Regions from separate parts of the Homo sapiens genome. Here region 2 is linked to region 1. The links are chromatin loops, found by intact Hi-C in ENCODE. Cell type or tissue: B cell. All regions are shown on one strand.

Region 1 (2,500 bases):
CACCCACATTGTTCTAATGCAGGACTCCCCGGAACAGTTTCTTAAAAGAAACAGAAAAGTCAAAACTTGTCAGTATATCCATGAACATGATCTTCAGAATAGCAATCATCATTACAGAAAAACCGAGTAATTGTCTCTCAGGTGCCAGTGTGCAGCTGTGAGGCATCCGTGCCAGAAGCCTGAGGAAGAGCCCAGGAGTGTGGCCTGTTCTTGGGAACTGAGGCACTGCGGCTGGCCCCCTGTAAGCTGGTTCCTCCTCGATACACCCCACACCTCGATGAACTGGAGTTCCATGTTCTCAGACCCCCCAGAACAGAAACCAAGAAAACCCATTTCCTCCAGCTGGAAATTCCCAAATAAGTCCCTTCACCCTTTCCTTGTGTTTGGGGTTGTGTGTTCTTAAAGTGGCCCAGTTGGGACCCTTCCCTGCCATTTTCCCTGGGCCCCAGTGCAAGCTGTAAACAGCGGTCACCAGGCCAGCCCTGTGTTTGCTGGCAGCACTGAACTTGGCCCCTTTTCCCACTGAGGGAGGGCAAAGCTGACTACAAGGCAAGACACATCATCCTGAGCTGGGTTTGCGGGAGGCTTTCTGTCTCCTCTTTTTTCAGTGAACCCAGGTGTTGTCAGAGGAAGTAACTTCTTATTGTAGGGTTGGGATTTCATCCAGCACAGGTGTAAGGGCTCAGCTTTATGCATTGGCTTTGGCCTTAAAATGTTCTGTCCCTAGGCCTCATGCAGGTCTTGTCCCCTCTGCCAGCCAAATTTCTGCATGACCTAGGGCCGGTCACTGTACCTTTTGTGAGAGGAGGCAGTTAGGGGCTGGCTAGGCAGGTAGAGATGGAGAGTCTCTGGAGAGAACAACACCCACAGGGAAGTATATTCTTCCCCTGTTACGTAGCTAGCAGGTGGAGATGTGGTTAAGAACTTCCTCTTATACCAGGATGTTTGCTCAGAATGGACTGTCTCAACTTAGGCACAAGCACAATAAATCAACTAAATGTCCTTAACTTGACCCAGCTTATTATAATATCATGAACATGACATCTACGTTGCAGTTTTACCACCACCCCCACCCCCAACTGGGCTTTTCTGTAGTGCCTATGGGTAATAATTACAATGGAGTAACTGTGGACAAGAAGGCACCTGCACAGTAAGAAGTGGAACTAGGAAGGAACTTGGAAGTAGGAGGTTATGTAAGATGCAAATGAGAAAAACATCTCTAGAAAGGAGGGATAAAAACCCTTGGATGAGCTGGTCAGCAGCAACCTACTTTCAGGTCCCCTCTCTTTACTGAGAGCTGTCTTTCTGTCACTTAATAAAACTCGACTCTCCCTTACCCACCCTCCTGTATCCGCATACCTCTTTCTTCGTGGCCACGAGACAAGAACTTGGAACTTACTAAAATACAGAGTAAGGAAACTGCAACATTTCTTAGGGGCTCACCCAGGATAACCCAGACCTCTGTTAACACTGTAAAGTTCACCCAGCCCTCCTAATTGTTATATCAAAAAACCCCACAAAGGACAGTCCTAGTGGACCAGGGAAACAAACCCTAGAACGCCCACAGAAAAGGCGCCAGCCCCTGAAGCCAGTTCTCTGGGTCAATCCTATCGACCCTGTCCAGGTCCCCCCTTAAACTTGCCCCACCATAGACATTTTTGTTCTAGGTGAGTGCCAGCCTCCCTGATGCCCATACAAGAAATGCCTTGTGAATATGGCCCTATTAAGGTACAGGTTCCCTTTTCTCTACAAGACTTAAGACAAATAAAGGGAACTCTTGGTAGATTTTCAGGCAACCCTGGCAGGTATATAAAGGCCTTCCAGGATTTAACCCAAGTATTTGAACTCTCCTGGAAGGACATTATATTTCTCTTAAAGCAAACCCTGACCACTGTGGAGAAACAGCCTCCCTGCAAGTTGCAGAGAAATTTGGAAATGAGCTTTGTACCTCATATAGTGCCAGAGAAGACAAGGCACCTTATTCAATTGGAAAGACGGCGATACCATTGTAGGACCCTAAATGGGACCATGATGATAACATGGGAGAATGGAGGAGGAAACACTTTCAGGTGTGCATATTGGAGGGCTTAGGAAGGACTAGAGCTAAGCCTTTCAATTACTCAAAACTGTGATTGACCAGAGATTAGATGAGAATCCCTCTGGCTTTCTGGAAAGGCTAAGAGAGGACTTGATGAAGCATACCTCTCTATCACCTGATTCAGTAGAGAGACAACTAATCCTATATGATAAAGTTATTATTCAGGCAACACCTGATATCAGGAGGAAGCTACAAAAACAGACCATAGGACCAGGTAGCACTTTAGAAAACCACCTAAATGTGATCACCTTGGTCTTTTACAACAGCGATCAGGAGGAGGCTCAGGAGAAAGAGAGGAGACATAAGAAAACGGCAGAGGCTCTAGTAGCTGCTCTACAGGCCTCCAGACCCCAGGATCGCCTAGGTGCACCTGCTAATTGCTACAAATGTGGCAAACCAGGG
Region 2 (2,500 bases), 110 kb after region 1:
TGAGGTCAGAAAATTTCTGTAAGGCGAAAGAGAACTCAAGGAAAAGCCCTAGGTGGGGGAAATGGAAGCAAAGAAGTGAGAAGAGTTGAATAATGGGAGAGACTGAGGACCATAAACCTTGTTTACTGAAAGAATCAGAGATAATTAGATAGCAGAGAAGCAACCATTCCATCTAAGTCTTGCCCTGTGAACTTGACCCAGATCCCTCAAAAAGACACAATTCTTGCCAAAGGTTAAAATTAATTATTTCTCGTACAAAGGAATTTTCCATGTGGGCCCCATTGCACTCTAAGATGGATGATTTTGGCCACAAAACTTGCTGTTCACTCACAGCAAAAGCGATGACCACAACTTCAGATCTTCTTAAACGTGCCGTTGAGAGCAGAGAATAAAGGGGAAAAGCCAATTCAAGGGAGAAAACATTCCAGGTACTTGCTCTCTGGTGTCATCATTGTCATGGAGCTTTTGTCCCTACAGATTTCATGCCCCACTTTGCCATGTCCCCACTGGATTCATTCCCTACTTCCCAATGGTCTATATGATGGTCTCGTGACTGTAGATTTTCTTTACTAACTTTGGAGTCATTTGAGCTGGAAAGGATATAGGAACCTAGGGATCTTATAGTCCAAACTATCCATTTCAGGTGGAGAACCTGAGGCCAGAGAAGCTAAGGGATTGTCCCAAGATAGCACAGCTTGCTGGTAATACAGCTTGATAACAATAAGTTAAATTCATGTACATATTTGTATTTCTGTGGTATTACTTATAATATCTCCTTTTTCATTTGTGATTGTCTTTATTTGAGTCCTCTCTTGGTTATTCTCACTAATGGCTTATCAATTTTTGTTTATTATTTTAAAAACCAAATTTTTGTTTCATTTATCCTTTATATCATTTTTGGTCTCTATTTCATTTAGTTCTGCTGTAATCATTGTTATTTCTTTATTTCTGCTAATTTTGAATTTGGTTTGATCTCACTTTTCTAGTTCCTTATTTAGAATTGTTATTTTCTCTTGCTGAGTTGTTTCCTTTATCATTATATGATCATCTTCTTTATCCTTTTATTGTTTTTAATTTAAAGCCTGTTTTATCTAATTATAGCTAATTCTGCTTGCTCTTGGTTTCCATTTGTGTGAAATACCTTTTTCCACTGCTTTACTTTCAGTCTGTATGTGCCTTTACAGATAAGATGAGTTTGTTGTAGACAGCTTATGGTTAAGTCATGTTTTTTAACCCATCTTACCAATGTATACCTTTTAAAAGCAGTGTTTAATTCTTTTATGTTCAAGGTTAGTATTGATAGGTGAGGTTTTGTTCCTGTCATATTATTAATTGTTGTCTAGTTATTTTATACATTCTCTTTTCTCTGTTTTTCTCATTGTTCATTTTTGGTTTTGTGGAATTCTGTAGTGGTGTCATTGTGTTCCTTTCACTTCCCCTTTTGTATTATTGCATTAACAATGAGTTTTATGTTTGTGTGTTTTCATGATGGTGAATACCATTCTTTCACTTTCAAGTTTAGGAATCCTTTGATCATTTCTTCTATTTCCAATCTAGTCGTGGCAAATTCTATCAGCATTTGCTTATCTGGAAAAGAGTATTTCTCCTAAAGCTTAATTCTTGCTGTATACAGAATTCTTGGCTACTAGTTTGCTTTTTTTCTTTCAACACTTGGAATACGTCATTTCACTACCTTCTTACCAGCAAAGTTTCTGCTGATAAGTCTGCTGTTATTCTGAAGTAGTTTCCTTTGTAGATGACTAGATGTTTTTCTCTTGCCAATTTTAGAATTTGTTCATTCATATGATTTTAGATAGTCTAATAATATGCTATGGCAAACTCATTTAGGCATTGTAATTTTCTGGGGATCACTGAGCTTCTTTTATTCAGATGTCTGAATTTCTTGATACACTTGGGAGGTTTTTATACATTATTTCATTAATAAATTTCTTAACCTTTTTTCCTCAGGAATACCAATAATTTATTATTTAGGTCATTTTAGATAGTCTTAAAAGTCTTGAAGGCTTTGTTTATTCTATTTTATTTTTATCTGACTGTATTATATTTTTAAAACCTATCTTCAAGTTCTGATTCTTCCTTGTGCTTAATCTAGTCTATTCTTGAAGGCTTCAAATGTATTTTGTAATTCTTGCAATAAAATTTTCAGTTCTAGAATTACTGTTTTTTTTTAAGATATCTATCTCCTTGGTAAATTACTCATTCATATCTTAAAATGATTTTCTGATTTCTTTGTATTGATTTTCAGATTTCTCTTGAAGTTCATTGAGCTTCTTTAAAATCAATATTTTGAATTTTTATCTGGAAATTTTAGAATTTATTTGTGTTCAGCACTTATTGCTGGAGAATTATTGTGGTTTTTTGAGGGTGTGGTTTTTTATTATACTTGAAGTTTTAGGGTACAAGTGCACAATGTGCAGGTTTGTTACATATGTATACATGTGCCATGTTGGTGTGCTGCACCCATTAACTTGTCATTCAA

Evidence for each region. Peaks named below come from ENCODE experiments on the same cell type or tissue, not always from the same donor. Only the 100,000 strongest peaks of a DNase experiment are listed, where the experiment ranks them.
Region 2: a loop joins it to region 1, with 9 times the contacts of the local background. A loop is called at or near these places in 1 of 110 quality-filtered maps.

Annotation. Positions count from the first base shown.
Region 1 is chr11:59,272,622-59,275,121 of GRCh38, forward strand. No RefSeq gene overlaps it. Among named protein-coding and RNA genes, the nearest start is that of MPEG1, 61 kb to the left of the region's middle. RefSeq lists an enhancer at 529-578. In B cell, no CTCF peak of the experiment used is centred here; DNase peaks (open chromatin) are centred at 360, 940 and 1,730; H3K4me3 peaks cover 1,290 bases; H3K27ac peaks cover 2,500 bases.
Region 2 is chr11:59,379,264-59,381,763 of GRCh38, forward strand. No RefSeq gene overlaps it. Among named protein-coding and RNA genes, the nearest start is that of OR5AN1, 22 kb to the left of the region's middle. In B cell, no CTCF peak of the experiment used is centred here; a DNase peak (open chromatin) is centred at 1,388; H3K4me3 peaks cover 855 bases; H3K27ac peaks cover 1,020 bases.